Regions from separate parts of the Mus musculus genome. Here region 2 is linked to region 1. Evidence: chromatin loops called from intact Hi-C (ENCODE). Cell type or tissue: gastrocnemius. All regions are shown on one strand. Links, peaks and the distances in the headings refer to the core of each region. The heading gives the core; the rest is flanking DNA.

The links. Hi-C counts contacts between places; a loop is a spot of excess contacts. Peaks named below come from ENCODE experiments on the same cell type or tissue, not always from the same donor. Only the 100,000 strongest peaks of a DNase experiment are listed, where the experiment ranks them.
Region 2: it touches region 1 in a loop (2.4-fold over the local background); 4 of 42 quality-filtered maps call a loop at or near these places.

What each region holds. Positions count from the first base shown.
Region 1 is chr14:121,275,340-121,283,968 of GRCm38, forward strand. Farp1 (FERM, RhoGEF (Arhgef) and pleckstrin domain protein 1 (chondrocyte-derived)) reads left to right here. Exons shown (of 27, transcript NM_134082.3): 20 at 36-104; 21 at 247-336; 22 at 898-980; 23 at 1,054-1,166; 24 at 1,560-1,726; 25 at 4,497-4,604; 26 at 5,481-5,632; 27 at 6,971-8,387. The coding sequence ends at 7,052. Among named protein-coding and RNA genes, the nearest start is that of B930095G15Rik, 31 kb to the left of the region's middle. In gastrocnemius, for the core only: a CTCF peak has its summit at 3,939 (motif pointing right); DNase peaks (open chromatin) are centred at 877, 1,130, 2,317, 3,947 and 1 more place; H3K27ac peaks cover 338 bases.
Region 2 is chr14:120,830,580-120,839,208 of GRCm38, forward strand. No RefSeq gene overlaps it. Among named protein-coding and RNA genes, the nearest start is that of Gm33173, 13 kb to the right of the region's middle. In gastrocnemius, for the core only: a CTCF peak has its summit at 5,356 (motif pointing right); DNase peaks (open chromatin) are centred at 1,426, 1,930, 3,663, 5,090 and 1 more place; H3K4me3 peaks cover 733 bases; H3K27ac peaks cover 1,416 bases.

The DNA.
Region 1 (8,629 bases), core at 451-8,450:
CCTGAGAGTAAACTGAGGTTCTGTCCGCTCTGCAGGAGTTCATCCGCCTGGGCAGCCTCAGCAAGCTCTCCGGGAAGGGGCTTCAGCAGCGCATGTTCTTCCTGGTGAGTGGGGCAAGCCGGTTTGTCCTTGACAGTCCCAGAACCATGTGGAAAATCCTGAGGCTAGCCCTCGTCTACTCCCGTGGGAGGACCTGGGAGGTAAGAAGGACCCATTCGGCCCACACACTTCTGCTTGTACCTCTAGTTCAACGATGTCTTGCTGTATACCAGCCGGGGACTGACGGCATCTAATCAGTTTAAAGTCCACGGACAGCTCCCACTCTATGGCATGACGGTAAGTGTCCAGTACGGGCATTGCCCCTCTGTGAAGAGCAGATCCCCAGGGTCCACAAACAAGGAGGACCCTGGAGACACACTACCTTGTCTGCACATGTAAGGTCCCCGGGTGGTCTTTGTAGAATGCAGGGAGAGTTAACCTGGGCTGTATGGTATGAGCTTGCCTCTCTTGTCTCTTGGCTGGCCCTAGCTGCCTATTCATTGAGGACAAAGCCAATTTTCCTCACCAAGGTAGTTGGTAGGCAGGCCCCACACTGCATCCTGGTCATCAGGTATCCACAGGGCACCTGCCTCTGCACAAGGACCTTATGTCAATCTTTTCACAAGGTGGAGAGGAAGTATATGAGCTGTCAAAAGGACTTAATGCAACATATCCCTTGGCCTTTCTGAGTTCTGCCTTAGAGCGTCCTCCCTGACTATGGAAACGGCTCCTCTGGGGCCTGAGTCCCGCTCTGAATTCTGCCTTTACTGGTGTGGTAGCCAGTTCCCGAGTGCCCACAAAGGCACCAGGTGCCTGGCTTGCTGCCCAGCAGTGACTTGGTAAACTCTCCTTCCACAGATCGAGGAGAGTGAGGAGGAGTGGGGTGTGCCCCACTGCCTGACCCTGCGGGGCCAGCGGCAATCTATCATCGTGGCTGCCAGGTAACTCCTGAACCTGACCTCTGACTGCTTGCCTTTGACTGGCCGTGGTCTGACAAGCCATCTCTGTCCCCAGTTCCCGGTCAGAGATGGAAAAATGGATGGAGGACATCCAGATGGCCATTGACCTGGCAGAGAAAAGCAATGGACCCACCCCCGAGCTCCTTGCCAGCAGCCCCCCTGACAACAGTAAGTGGAGTAGGCGTGTCCAAGGCCAGGGCTACAAGGACTGTCCCCTGAGGGAGAGGCAGGGAGGCCTCCTATGTAGGGATCAGTGTTAAAGGATGAGAGAATGAGAGGGACCACGGTGTCATCTCTTCCAAGCCAACATTGCCCTGTGTTAGCTGATATTCACAGAGAGGGGAAGCAGGCCAGAGGCCCAGTATCTACAGACAGGAAGGATTCTCAGCCAGAGAAGAGGATTCTGGGAAGGTGCTCTACCCTGGAGGTCTCATTAGAATCCTACTCATTGGGCACCCTTGGGGGACCACACTGGGAGTCCCTACCCCACAGCCTTGCCAGCACTGCAGGCTGGTCGTAGGGAAGAGAAACACCAGTGCTGCCCTTGATAACCTTCTGCAGAGTCCCCGGATGAAGCCACAGCGGCTGACCAGGAGTCAGAGGATGACCTGAGTGCCTCTCGGACATCGCTGGAGCGCCAGGCCCCTCACCGTGGCAACACGATGGTGCACGTGTGCTGGCATCGCAGCACCAGTGTCTCCATGGTGGACTTCAGCATTGCTGTGGAGGTAGGAAACGGGGCCTGAGTTAGCTTTCACCTCCAGCCTTTCGCCACTGTGCCCCACCACTGAGAGGGCATTATGTGATCAGCGGGCGCAGAACAGCCAGCCTAAGGGTATAAGGAGCTGGAGCCATCCTACAGCTGGGACAGGGTGGTACCCTCCTTTGTAAATGCAGTGCAGATTCCCTGCCGCCTGAGAGCCTCCTCACTTCCTTTGCTTTCCACATTGTCTTTTTCCATGGAGTTAGCCAAGGGCAAGATTCTGCCCTTGTACAGCAGTGCAGCCCATACTCAACCAATAGCTGCACACACCATGGCAGTTGTGGAATCAGGTACCCAGGGGGTAGCCCGGTCTGAAGGGAGATGAGATGTTTCTAGCAGGGCATAGTTACAGTTCACAGGATATATCCCAAGAAGGGACCCCAGGGCAGGAGTCTCCAGATGGGCTCAGTAGCCCATGCCTGGAAAGTTGCTTTGAAGGTGAGCCTTCCACTGAATTACCGCACACAGCTTCTAGACCTTTCTAAATCCCACTTCAAAGTAGCCTGGCAAACATAGGAACAGCAAAGCTGTCTCCTGTCGCGTTGCCAACAGCACCTGCTGGTGTGAGTCTCCCCAGTCCCCTCTAGTTGTATGGCAGCTTGTGCTTCTTACATCTTCAGTGCCTCCAACTCTGGCCCCATGGGGAGAGGGACTTCTGTGAAAAAGACTCCTTTCATTCTTTAAAATGCACAAAGTTCTAATTCTTGACTTGCCCGGGCCACATAATATCACGTGAAAGACTGAGCCAAGGACAGTAGTAATTTGCTGGTTCTTTGACCCGAAGAGATTGGAGATAGACACACAGGTTCTTTAAGATACATCCCAAGAGTCTTGGAATTGTGTTGTGCAAGTGGCCTTCACAGTTATAGTTTCCTACCACAGCTGTGTCCTGAAGAGATTTTCAAGGGGCCCCAGCCAAGACCCTAGCACTCCCCAACACTCCCTTTCCTGTGAGTGTCTAGCCTTAGTATCCTGTGATCACATTTCTAAGCCCTGCCCAGTGAGAGGCTGCCTGCTTGCTGCCCTTGCTCCATGCCATCCTTCATCTGGGCCTGTGTGTGAGGGCACCCCAGGTGAGGCAGGTCACAGTAGAGAGGGGGACCTGTGCTTGAAAGCAGCGGAGGACCATCCTGGGAGGACCATCCTGGGAGAAGCAGTACTCCCAGACGCAGCGGCTCCACTCTGTGTGGCTGCTGGCCCTGTGATGCTGCCTGGAAGAAGTTCTCTTGGCCTCACTTCCTAGATGCTTCACTTTTAAGACTCTGCCACCCACATGAACCCCATGGGCTCAGCTTTAAGAGGGCAGAGCGCAGTGACAAGAGACCAGCCAGACACTACAAGCTTTGCTGGGGTTCGTGACACAATGACAGACCAGTGATGTCGTTTAGGGAGAGTTCTGAAAGGAGGGCCAGGCAGAAGGGGTCTGACTCATGGACAACAAGGCTTGCCACTACCCAGAATCTCCTGTCCCCCCTGCAGGCAGGTAGCGGCAGCCGGGTGGGTGGGTGGGTGGTTGAAGCGCTTTGGGTAGAATCCCTTCTCGGCTCACTTTGCCATCTCCCATCACTCTGAGCAGCTGAAGGATGGAACTTGTAGACATGTCCTCCCTCTAGGGCCTTCCTGACATCAGCACTTACAAAATGTAGTAAAGCAGACTTAGAAGTATCTTAAAGCTTTTCTCTCAGCAGAGAGTGGGGTTATATGCATGTGGTAGCCAAGGGGGTGTTGAGTCCCCCCAGAGCCTGAGATACCTAGGCCATTATGATCCCCCAGTGTGGGTGCTGGGAACCCACTTCAGGCTTTCTGCAAGAGCAGAAGGTGCTGCGGGCTGTCCCGTCGGCCTGGGATGCTGAACTGTGAGGTAATAGATACACAATTTGCCAACCTAACAGTTTCCAGTGAACTGCTGGGTGGCATCAAGGAGCCTTCACTACTGTACACCTCCTGCCTCCTTTCCGTGACCTCCAGTCATGTCACTTGGCAGCGGGGTGGAAGGTCAGCTTGTCAAGAGGGTGGACGGAGCTCTCTTCACAATCTGAAGCTGTCAGGTGTGAGGTCTGTGCTGTGTCCCTGCCTTCACTCCACACGGCAAGGATTCATGTTTACAGGAACTGCAGGAACGCAACAAGCATGCCCTGAAGCAGTGGCTGGCAGAGTGGCTTCTGGACCTCTCCACTAGGTGGCAGCATAGAGCCACTCTGGAGGTCTATGCTGATAGACCTAGATCTTCCAGGGAAAAGACCAGAATCCCAGCCTGCCCCCTTCCTTGTAGGGACACTCTGTGTCCTTTCCAGCTCATTGGCTAGCCATCCCTGGTCATGGACGCCCCACGCTAACCTCTGCTTCTGTGTTGGTGCCCTGAATCACTTCCTTAGAACCATACTCACATAGGACCGAGGGCCTTTCCCAGCCCCAGTATGACTGACCACCTTGCTCCTTAATGTTGTCACATTCAAGGGTGATAGTAGTAAGGACTCACACCTGTGTCGGGGCAGGAATTAACTTGTGACAGGAATTCATTCAACTGATGATCTCTCCATGTAAAATGAACAATGTCTGTTGTGGGAAACCCATGCTCACTGCTAGGGACTCCAGACCCACTCACAGAGGCTACCAGTCTCTTGAGATACAGTGAATGCCATGGACCAGTTGTTACCAACTCCCTGGCGTGCCTTTGAACTGTGTTTCTGACCACCTCCTATCTCTCCTACCCCCCCCCCCCACTTGTCTTTCAGAACCAGCTCTCTGGGAACTTGCTGAGAAAGTTCAAGAACAGCAATGGCTGGCAGAAGCTGTGGGTGGTATTCACCAACTTCTGCCTGTTCTTCTACAAATCACACCAGGTAAGTGCCCCTGACACAGGGCAGCTGGCCCTAACCTGAAGTACAGAGCTTGCAACACCTGACAGGTGAAGAATCCAGTGCAGGGGGTGAGGGTGGGGGAATGTAGGGTTCCAGTGGACCAGCCATGTCCACTGGAGAGCTTCCGCTCTAAATGAACACACGACACCCAGTTATTCAAGGATGGCACAAGAGGAGAGGGTGACTCCACGCTGTCCTGTAGGGAGGAGGCGAAAACTCTGCCAACTGAAAAAATAAAAGGCAGGAAAGACATGTCAGCCCAAGTCTTGGGAGTCCCCTCCTGGTGGTGTTGAATTTTAAGAGTAGACGCAGATGCTCTGGGACAAATGGGCAAATGGAAGCTGGAGAACAATGTATAACATCTAAAAGGAAAATACCAGGGTGGGCAAGCTATCCATCCCACAGCTTCCTGGGAGAAAGGAAAAGACAGAGTGGCATGGAAGTCAGCCACACACCTGGGAGGGGAAAGAGCTTTATAAAATGAGAAGGGAGCCTAAAGCACACTTATGCTCGGCCATCACAGTGAAGTCATGAGAAAAAGAATAGTTTGTCCCTTCTGAGTCCAGACTCAGGAAGGCAGAACTTGGTGTGTCCAGGCACTGCACTATGTAGGGGGCAGAGACTGAGGAAGAAACTCATACATGCCCTATCTTAAGGTAAACACACCAGGGGTCTCAGGGGCGGCCTTCTATCCAGATGCCTGACTCGTTCTAATGGACTTGCCCTTAAAGGAGGAGACCACGGCACACTGGCCAAGATTGGCTTCTTCTCGACCAAACTAGTCCAGAGCAGGAGACCTTGACTAGAACAGCAACCCTACCCAACACCACTGACCACTTCCTCTGTACCCTGTTGCAGGACAGTCACCCCCTTGCCAGCCTGCCTCTGCTGGGCTACTCCCTCACCATCCCCTCTGAGTCTGAGAACATCCACAAGGACTATGTGTTCAAGCTGCATTTCAAGTCCCACGTGTACTACTTCAGGGCTGAAAGCGAATACACATTTGAAAGGTAGGTGCCACCGCCCATGTCTGCACAGCCCACCTGCAGGACCATGGTCCCTGTCCTGACATCAGGGCTCGCCTCTCCTGAGTAGTCTGTGTGCATTCTATAGGTCTGCTTCATACTCCCAGCCCCGCAGCGTGGTGTCGTAGAGATGTTAGCTCTTACCATGTAAGGTTAGCTAGCACGTGCCAACGTGCTTGGTCCTCTGCCAGGAAGCTGCAGCAGGGGGAGGTGGGGCACAAGTGGCCATAATGGACCCAAAGGCTGATGCTAGCTAACAACCACACGAAGAAGCAAGCAAGCTGAGTGTCGAAGTGGTTCAGAGTCAGGAAGGAAATAGGCTGCCAGGTTTTCGGCAGTGTTAACTCTTACTTAAAACTGTCCATGAAATTTACATTCCAAGGGGAAAACAGGGCTTTGGGGAAATGTGTCCCATAGTATAAGACAACAACCAAGGTCACTGGACTGTAGTAACAATCAGAGGCCTCAACATGCCAGCCTCCCCTCACCCAGCAGGAACAAGTTCTCTTCTGGCCTTGCTGTTTGTCAGGATGTAGGCTTGTTCCCTCACTGGCATTTCAAGGTCAACAGGCCAACTAGAAACAATCCCTAGCAAATGTCCATGAAACCAGCCAGCAAACCCTAAGCCAAACTGCTTGCAAATGAGCCCAAAAAGTGGCAAGTCTCAGCCCAGATCAGCAGTTCTTAACCTGTGGGTCTTGACCCCTGCACAGGGGGTTGTCAGAAAATTCAGATATTTACAGTATGATTCATAACTACTAAATTAGTTATGAAGTAACAACAGAAATAGGAAAGTTGATAACCAGTGGTCAGGATCCTTAGAGATCTAGAAAAGATCTTTCCAAGGCTTGCAGCCTTGCCACGCCGAATCCCACGAGTAGGCGGTCTTCTTTACCCACACTCAAGACATGTTGGACCAGGTAACTTGGGACAGATTATTCTTGAACGTGTCCCTGAACCCTGGGAGCTGGTACTAGTAACACCCTCAACTGTGACAACTAGCAGTGTGCAGACTCAGCGTGTTCTAGATCCAGTGCTGCCCTGGTTTCTTGCAAATGTACAAGATGGGCCCATCAAGTGGGACGGGATGGTTGTGTAAATGCAACCCTTATAATGCCTTTGGAACTGCTGCCATACGTGAACCGAGCTGATGGTTCCCAAACATTGCTCCTCCAAAATGATTACAGGGACCCTCTGCTTAAGTAACAGGGCATCTTTGACAAGCTCTTGTCTTTCTTCCACTTGTCTTTAGAACTGACAATTGGCACTAATGGGAATGCAAAGTCACGCAGTGCTTATGTTCCTTTGCCCCCGTCATTTTAGGTGGATGGAAGTGATCCGAAGTGCCACCAGCTCAGCCTCTCGGGCCCACATCTTGAGTCACAAAGAATCTCACCTGTACTGACGGCTGGACACGCCCACTGGCTGCGCCAGCCACGGATGCTTTCCTGGAGGATAGAATGAAGCCTAGCAAAATCCACACCTGTGTGAACACGTTGAAGATCTGCAGTGGTTCTTGCCCACATCCCTTCATGGGCCTATCTCCAAACATTGTCTTCCCCATACCAACCTCTTTGGACAGCCTTTCCCTCCAGGCCTAGGGGGTGGGAGGGCGGTGTCTTGCCATTCTCCAGGGGCGCTTTAGTTTGTGCCACTACTGACACATTGTCATCAAGAGTGCCAAACGACAGTCTCGTCCTGCAGCATGGCCAGCGCAGGGCCATACATCCGTTCACCTGCAGACTGCTGTTTCCCAAACGGATTTTTCCAGTGTTCACAACACATGGCGCAGTCTTAAGTAAATGAGATCATTTTGGATTTCATTTTTTTTTCCAATCTTTCTACTTTTATAATAGGACATTCGTAGGACTCAACTTTTCTCAGATAAGCAACTTGTGGAGTACTCCATTCCACCGAAGGGGTGGGCTCCAGCGAGACCCTGGTCGCCACACCTACTTTCTTGGCGGAAGTTGACCAAGCTGTTTGTGATTCCTATTTACAAGATGTAGTGGGGTTGTTTTCTGTGGAGAAGCAGATACCCAGTGCAATACGTGGGCGTCAGCGCCCTGTGCGTGGCGTGTACAGTGGCGGCTCCTAGGCCGTGATGTTTTGCTGTCTGTTTCACAAGCATGAGAAGCTGTATGTCGTTGACTGGGGTCGTCTGTGCTGTTACATGGGGGGCATTGAGTGAGCTTCTCGGGAGAAGCATCGTATGGTAATGGTACGTAGTCCCAGCCCCAGTGATTGGCCCCAATTCCCTGCAAGGCCGTGGTTTGGTTTGAACCTGCACATTCTCTAGTAGTATCTATTGTACCTGTCTCCAAGTCTTTCTCTTTTTATACTCATTCCTTCTGGGCATGGGGTACAGACAGGATGACAGCCCACATCCTGGACAGACTCCTCTGGGGGACCTGGCTGCCAAACACTACCTGAGCCTCCCAGTGGAAAACTGTTTGCCTGTTCTCTAGGGCAGCTGGGTCGCTGTCATTCCCTTCATGCATAGAATCCTCTATAACGCAAGCTGGCCAGGTCTGCAGTCCCCTCTCCCTGTGCCCTATACCCCAGCAAGGGCCTTCTTACCTGAAAACAACCCATCAACATTGAGGGGTCGTGACTAGTGTCAGAGATTCACATGGATAAGGAGTAAGATGTATCAATCATTTGCCTTACAATGTACCAGATGGTTCTAAGTACTAACAAAAGGGAATAAAAATACCTCACACCATGATCCAGCACATACAAGTCTGAGGCAAAACCACCACCTGTGTCTTCTCTTTGTGTGGGGGCACAAGGGCGGTACTGGGTGGATGGGAAGGGACACAGTTTCTGAGGAAATGCAACATTGTAGCACACTGATGAGTGAAGGCAGAAACGCAACATTGTAGCACACTGATGAGTGAAGGCAGGCACAGAGTGAAAAGGGCAGACAGGCCTCGATGCTCCCCAGACACTGCCATCAGTCATCTAGGGGACCCCATCACC
Region 2 (8,629 bases), core at 456-8,455, 440 kb before region 1:
GCGGGGCTACGCTACAGAGCTGGTTCTCTATGATAGGCTGGGCGGGGCAACGCTCCAGAGCTGGTTCTCTATGATAGGCGGGGGCGGGGCGATGCTACAGAGCTGGTTCTCTATGATAGGCAGGGGCGGGGCAACGCTCCAGAGCTGGTTCTCTATGATAGGCGGAGGCGGGGCAACGCTACAGAGCTGGTTCTCTCGACGTTCATGCGTACTGGGAATGGAGCCATAGCACCATGCCTGCACAACACACACTTTTGCACACTGGGCTATCTCACTGTCCACCCCCCCCCCAAGACATCTCATTCCCCCCCACTAAGCTATCTCACTGCCCCCCTTACTGAGTTATCTATCTCACTGTTTCCCCCACTGAGCTATCTCACTGTCCCCACTGAGACATCTCACTATCCCCACTGAGTCATCTCACTGCCCCCCACTCAGCTATCTTAATGTCCCCCCACTGAGCTATCTCATTGTCCCCCCACTTGGCATTTATAATTGGACCAAGTTTTAGGCATCCCCAGAAGTTTTATTACACTGATTATTTCAGTGCAAATCAGGACAAAGTATTGACACCTCTCAGGTTGTTTAATTAAACTATGATTATTTTAAATGAACAACCGATAGTCTCTCTACAATGTGCCATTCTTCTAGGTAACGAGGACAGTGTTGATCATCAACAGCAGACAGCACATGGGACTTGCTAGTGGTGTTCAGAGCGGGCAGCTTTCTCCCAGCAATGCTAACCCAAGGTCGAGTTCACTAATTAGCCACTGAGGTACACTTTGCTACAATATCGATTCCAGGCCTTTTCCTTCAACAGACACCCAATTAAATTGTCTTGGTCAAAACAGAAGTAATTGAGACTCCCAGAACAGCTGTAAAGATCAGGTGGGGTAGAGAGAATCCCTTTAGCTCAGACAATAAACCCTGCAGCTCAGCACACGGCCTCGGGTCCTGCTACCCCATTCCCCGGCTCTCAGAAGGAAACGTCTCCAAGCTGGTCTTACTCACAGGCTTCACTCCACTGCATATGCAAAACTTGCTAAGAGACTAAGTGTTCTTGTGAAGAAGGAAAAAAAAGGAGGTATGTGAGGTGACAAATATGCTAACTAACTTGGAATCATCATCTCACAACTTGCAGTTTGTCCTGTACATTGTAAGAAAGCTTGGGGGAAATACGCTAGATTAAAAGGGGCATTCATAGTACTGATATTTGACAAAGCCACTTAGATACGCTTTTCTCGAACGAGTCCTAAGGCGTGCCACTTGTTCCTGAACAGTGTGTGTGCATTACAACAATCCAGTTTGACACTCCCTGAGTTCTGTATCTTATTGGTCGGTATTTGTGATTTGTAGCTCAAAGCTTTGTGCATCACAGGTTATGCACACAGCGTCCACGAGAGGGCGATATAGCCTCGCTTTTAAGTCCTACACCGTCAGCGCAAGCGCGGCAAGAGTTCGCGAGCTAGGGGAAATCATTACCAACTTCCTTTCCACGGTGAAGTCAGTGACCCTTCTGTCACTTGGCAAAGCAAGCCAGGCAGCGAGCCTCGAAAGGCCGTCCTTTAAGTTAATGATTTATTGATTTTGCTGCCTGGTTTTGCTTTCACTGAGCCGGAGAGAAGGGGGTTGTCTTTTTAAACGTTCGTAGCTTGTTTGCTAGAATTCTAAACAGAAAGCTAAGCCTTCCTAGTGTGTTGGAATGCTCCATGTATGCAGTGGCTTTGTGGATGCTGACTGAGGACCTGCCCCCTAGCTGTTTAGTTCAATGAGAAGAAAGCAGGAAGACCAGAGATAATATAAGCGACCCAGCTGCCCTAGGGTTGCATTAGACCCAGCCCTTGACCAGAGCCTGGCCTCAACTTCTCAGCGTGGGTTTGCACAAACCACAAGTGAGGCCAGCTGCTCAGAGAATGAGTCAGCCCCCAGAATTCCATATGCAAATAAAGACAGAGCCGTTCCCCCAGACGCCTGGATGAGTTCCTGGAAGATCAGAATGCTTGGCAGTTCCCACTGAAGGTTTGAAGCCGCTGGCTGACTTCTTCTGCACATGAGATCTGACTCCTAGCATCGTTTGCACCCTGGAGACCAGGAAAGACCATACTGCAATGTGCTATGTGTCCATGTCAAGAGGTCTCTGGTTTTGTGCCTTTTTGCCCCATGATAGAAGTTGTTCTGTTTCAGAACAAGTGAGACGTCAAAATAAGAAAAGGGGTGGGTCTCACTGCAGATACTTCAGTCTTTAAGAGAAGAAATGGTTCCCTGTGGTTAGCAAAAGAGCAGAGCTCAGACTACCTCTGTTCAGAGCCTGAAGCACAAAGTTCTCCAGGGAGAAGAGGAGACCACACAGCCAACCCCAGGGTCTTCTTACCTCCTGGAATGGCCACTCTTCTGGATAGCTTTATGTCAACTTGACACACGCCAGAGTCATCTGAGAGGAGGGAACATCAATTAAGAAAATGCCTCCACACTGTAATTGGTAGGGGTGGCCCTAGCCTACAGTGGGTGATGCCATCTCTGGACTGGTGGTCATGGGTTCTATAAGAAAATAGACTGAGCAAGACAGACGAGGCAAACCATGCAGAGCAAACCAGTAAGCAGCACCCATCCGTGGCCTCTACATCAGTTCCTGCCGCCAGGTCCTTCTCCTAAGTCCTGTCCTGATTTTCTACAGTGATCTGGAAGTGTTAAGCTAAATAAGTCCTTCCTTCCCCAGCTTGCTTTTGGTCATGATATTTCATCACAGCAATAGAAACCCTAACTAAAGCAAGTTGGTATCAAGATGGTAGGGTATAGTAGGGTAGAGCTATGACAACCCTGACCATGTTATTTTGGGGAAGATTATGGAAGGACTTTGGAACTTGAGGCTAGAAAAGCCAGAGTGCTCAGTACCTGGTGAGTGTACTGTAGGAGCTTGGAAGATAAGAATGTTAAAAGCAGAACAGAAGATGGGGCCTAGGGGGGCGGAGATACGGCTCAGTGGTTAAGACTCTTCTTCTAGAGGTCCTGAGTTCAATTCCCAGCAACCACAAGGTGGCTCGAAATCACCTGTAATGGGATCCATTGCCCTCCTCTGGGGAGCATGAAGATGGTATACTCATAAATATTTTTTTTTTAAAGATGAGGCCTGTCTTGTGAAGTTTCAGAGGGAAGTTTAAAAACTATCGGGACCATTTGCTATTTTGATTTGAGATTTCATGAGTCTGGTTAGCTGGGGCCCAAGAATCAGCTGTGTTTAACACGATAGTAGAACTACTAACGTGAAACCTTTGCTTTGTTGGGATACTGGATACTGGCCAGCCGGAGCTGAGAAATTATCAGTGATTAAGAGGTTGAGGTTAACTCTTATGGGAAGTGTTTCCTGAGAGTCAGCACACAGAAGCTGTGTTCCAGAGGCAGCCAAGTTTGTACCTCATGCTGGCATCTGAACTTGGTAGTATAAGAGTCATCCAGATGGTACCAGTTTTGAAGTCAGGAAGGGGCCATGGAAAACAGCTGAGGCTTGGCACTGTGAGAGGCCAGGAGAGGCCACCGGGGAAGGTGCAGCCTTGGTGGCAGTTGAAGTCCTAGGACTGAAGGGACCAGGAAAGAGAAGGTGAGGCTTGGCACCGTGAAGAGAGTCAATGAAAAGCTACTGATGAGAGCAGAAACCCCCCGGCCTTTTGGAAATGGCAGTACCATGGATGACCACCAAGAATAGCAGCTGCTGTGCAGTGGAGCCAGCGAGGCCTGGAAGACAAGCTGTGTGTGCTTCAGAGCCAGAGAATGACCCACGCCCCTTGGAGGAGCCCAGAAGACCATGAGTGGAGCTCAGATATTGAATGCTCAGTGATTTACACTTTTGGGAGTTTGCTTTTGCTTTGATTTCGTTGTGACTTTTCTCTGGTTCTTCTCTCTCGAAGTAAGAAAATATTTAACTTTATTTTATTTTACAGGAACGCGTAGTTTGAGGCACTTTGAATTTTTAACGTGATTGAGTTTGTAAAAACTGCGAGGTTTTTTTTAAAGTTATTTGTATTTTTAATGTGAGACCGTGGGGATGAATGAGAAAGGAAAGTGATGTCTGTGTCAGGTTGACAAGGAGTCAGTTGTGCTGGACAGTTTAATGTCAACTTGACACAAGCTAAAATCACTGAGAGGAGGAACCCGCTCTCTTCAGTGGTTATCTTAATTAGGGTTTCATGGCTATGAAGGGACAACATGATCAAAGCAATTCTTATAAAAGAAAGCAGTTAATTGGAGCTGGCTTACAGTTTCAGAGGTTCAGTCCATGGTGATGTGCAGGCAGACACGGTGCTGGGGGAGCTGAGAATTCTACAACTTGACTGAAAGGCAGCAGGAGACATTTTCACACTGGCCAGACTTGAGCATATGTAAAGCCCCACCTCCATAGTGATACACTTCCTCTCACAAGGCCACACCTCCTCCAATAAGGCCACACCTCTTAACCGTATCGTTCCCTTGGATCAAGCATATTCAAACCACCACAGTGGTTGATGGAGGATGGTCCAGTCCATTGTGGGTGGAGCCATCCCTGGGCTGGTGGTCCTGCGTTCTATAAGCAAGCAGGCTGAGCAACCCATGTGGAACTAGCAACCTCTGCATCAGCTCCAGTCTCCAGGGTCCCATTCTATTGGAGTTCCTGTCCTGACTTCCTTCAGTGATAGAATACGGATGTGGAAGTGTGAGGCAGATAAACCCCTTCCTCCCCAGCTTGCGTTTTGACCATGGTGTTTTCTTGCATCGACAGAAATGCTGAGTAATATGGCCACTGAGAACTGAAAGGACTGAGCTGTAAAATGTGTGAGCCTAGGGATGGAGAAAGCAGGGATCCTCATCCTCCCCCAGGGACCACAGTGGCTCTACAGAGGACAGTCAGTATTGAAGCCAGCCTCCCTCTGTCAGACAGGAGTGGGAAGAGCTAGAGGACCTCCTTAATCAGGGTAACCTTCTCACGTGGGGAGCCCTTAGCTCAAACAAGCAAGTGGTTACTGGAGTCTAGCCCAGGTGTCACTGGCCGCACCAACTGCCAAGGGCTATGTTTGCCCAAAGGAGATTCTTTCCTCTCTACCTTGGAAGAGCTCAGAGTTAGCTCTGAAGGCCACATGACAGCCAGAAGGAACCATAGTACTGATTGAACCTTGGCTTTTTTTCCTGCCACCTGCCTGTCCCCGACCACCAGACCCTATAACCCTCTGGGTCCTAAACACTCAGAGAGGGGTAGCCCACAGGAGATACTAGCCTTTCTCCTAGTCGGGAGCATATGATGTTGGCTCAGTTTTAAATTTTCGAGACGTGAAATGATGGTTGTGATTCAGCTTTGGGAATTAAGGACAGCCAGAAAGACACTCAGCCTGCACAGCAGATGGAGCTAAGTCTCTATCTGATGCCAAGCTAAGCCTTAAAGCCTCAGGGAGACATAATGAATAAAAGACCTGCAAATCCCCAAGTCTCTCCCCTGTACTCTCACCAGTCAGGTTTGAGAGCAATAGTCCTGCTTTAAAAAATGCGTCCTTGGGGGCTGGAGAGATGGCTCAGAGGTTAAGAGCACTGACCGCTCTTCCAGAGGTCCTGAGTTCAATTCCCAGCAACCACATGATGGCTCACAGCCATCTGTAATGAGATCTGATGTTCTCTTCTGATGTGTCTGAAGAGAGTGACAGTGTGCTCACATACATAAAATAAATATCTTCTGGCCTCCTTGGGAACACACACACAAACATGCACTTGCATACGAATATACATGCACGTACATGAACACGAGTGCACACACACACTCCATTACCCTCATGCAGACATTCACACATACACTAAAATAAAAATAAAAGGCTGGAGAGACAGCTTAGCAGAGCATATGCTGCTCTTGTAAAGGACCCAAGTTCAGATCCCAGCACCCACTTTAGATGACTGACATCCTCCTATATATAGCTCAGGTCCAGGGGATCCAGTGCCTTCTGGCCTCCATGAGCACTGCACTGCATTCACACGCACAACCCACACACCCCTCCATATACCACACATACACACACACACACACACACACACGAATATACCTACATATACATGCATACCTCTACACACACACCCCTCCATACACACACCCCCCCACACACACACATATATTCACACCCTACAAACACCCACATCCCTCTACACACATATATTCATACCCTACAAACACATCCCTCCAGACACACACACACACACATACCTCCATACACACAGCCCCACACCACACTCCTCTCACACACACATACACCTCCATACACACACACATACACCTCCATACACATACACAAATGCATGCATACCTCTACATACACACCCCTTACACACACATATGCACATCTTACAAACACCCACATCCCTCCATACACCACACACATACCGCACACACCGAGGGACGTGTGCTTACATATGTATTAATTAAAATAAATCTTCTTTAAAATAAAAATCTTTTAAAAGATTCATTCATACTGTCCCATGATGAGCTAAGCGAAAGTCTAGCCAATTCTGCCATAAAAATCTATCAGGACAAGCCGTGCTAGCGAGCGACTTCCCAGTTCTGCTCTCTGAGATCTTCAGCTAATCATCTGAGCCAAAATTCGCTCCTTTCTGCAAAACCTATGGGGTGGATGTGGGGGCGGGAGGGGGGGGAGTGAGTTGACATATAATTTTCAAGGGCTCTTGCAGCTAAAGAATTCCTATATTCTGACCAAAAATAAGTATCGCATATATGACAAGTTTAAAACACACTTAAACAGAGCTGGGGTGTGGCTTGGTGATAAAGCTTGAGATCAGGCACAAAGCCCTCAAGCTGCACATCACACTGCCTGCATCCGTTATGCACGCAAAGCCCTGTCAGGTGCCGCGGCTGCCAGGGTTCACCCTGTGCTTCAGGAAGAGAGACCTAGTCGTCATTTGTCTATCAGAGAGGATGTGTGCAAACATGGCCATCAGGGGTTTCCTGAGACAGCGAGAGCACTGGGTTTGGAAAGGGGACTTTTTGTCGACAGATGAAGTGGTTCGCACCCTTCCCGAGGCTGCAGCCTGTTAACACAGCTCCTCATGTGGCTGTGACCCCCAACCAGAAAATCATTTTTGTTTCTACTTCATAAACGTAATCTTCCTACTGTTATGGATCGTAATATAAATATCTATGAAAGGGTCGCTCACCCCAAAGGGTTAAGAACAACCGGTCCAGAGGGAGCACAGGGAGAATGTCAGCACCTGGGTGGGTACTGGACGGTAGCTCTAAGTAGGGATTGCCAGCTATTGATCTAGAGGCCATACAAGGCCCACGACTGTGTCTTCAGTTAGCGTAGGACGCTCTTAATTGAAGGCTCACCAAAGTTCCATGTTTTCTTTTTTAAAGCCACATTTTCAACTCTGCATGTGTGTTTCGAGAGTCGAGGGATTTGGAATGACTAAAATGAAATGCCTTATTGCTCAAACACTAACGAAAAGGAAAGACTTCTAAGCTGAGGTGGACGGGATGGCCTGACAAGGCGTTCCACCTCCTTGTCTTCATGACCTGTGAGGACATCTGTAGCAAAGAGTACCAAGGTTGCCTGCATTGCTATTGAACAGGTTGATATTCTCCTCACCAGCACATAGTAGGCTCACCCTGGGTTATCCATGGAAACCTAGAGCAATCACAGGTCCTGGGAGGGGCGATGGGGGAGGGACATGGCATAGCATTGCTGGGCTGTTGTCTTTTTTTTTTTTTTTTTTTTTTTTTTTAAGTTATCTTTGGAGCCCTGGATGTTCTGGATCTCACTCTGTAGACCAGGCTGGCCTCAAACTCAGATATCTGCCTGCCTCTGCCTCCCAAGTGCTGGGATTAAAGGTGTAAGCCATCCCAGCCTATTGAAACCTCTAACCGGGGCTGGTGAGATGGCTCAGTTGGTAAGAGCACCCGCCTGCTCTTCCGAAGGTCCGAAGTTCAAATCCCAGCAACCACATGGTGGCTCACAACCACCCGTAATGAGATCTGATGCCCTCTTCTGCTGCGTCTGAAGACAGCTACAGTGTACTTACATATAATAAATAAATAAATCTTTAAAAAAAAAAAAAAAAAAAAGGAAAGAAAGAAACCTCTAAACAAACCAATAACTCAATTCACACAAGAGCTGACGGGGATCGGGGTGGGCTGATTCGGGAAAGACAGGCATTTGAGGCTGCCTAGGTTATAAACCAACTTTCCCTTATTCCAAACCAACAATGAAAACACAGCTTGTTGTAACATACAGACCTTTCCAGAGAGCCTCCTCCCTCAGGGTGCGATAGCTAGAGAGACATACACTACCACAGAGCACCTCTGCTGGAGATGTTGGAGTGCCCACTCTGTTATTCCGTCCAGGGTTTACCAGTTCCTGGCTCCTGGCATTTGCAGTGCTGAGAGACTAGGGTTTATCTTGACAAGAAACAACAGCACGGATATCCAGGTGGCCTTTCCAAATTCCAGAGCCTAGGAAAACTTGGTCAGATTCGCCCCCTTGGTGAGTAGTGGGGAGCACTGTGGCACCGTGGGAGAGCAGAGCAGAGCAAAACGTGTTGGCGATGTCAGCCAGACAGAAGGGTAAAGAAGGAGGCAAGAAAGGCATCTTATTTTAAGGCTAATTCATCA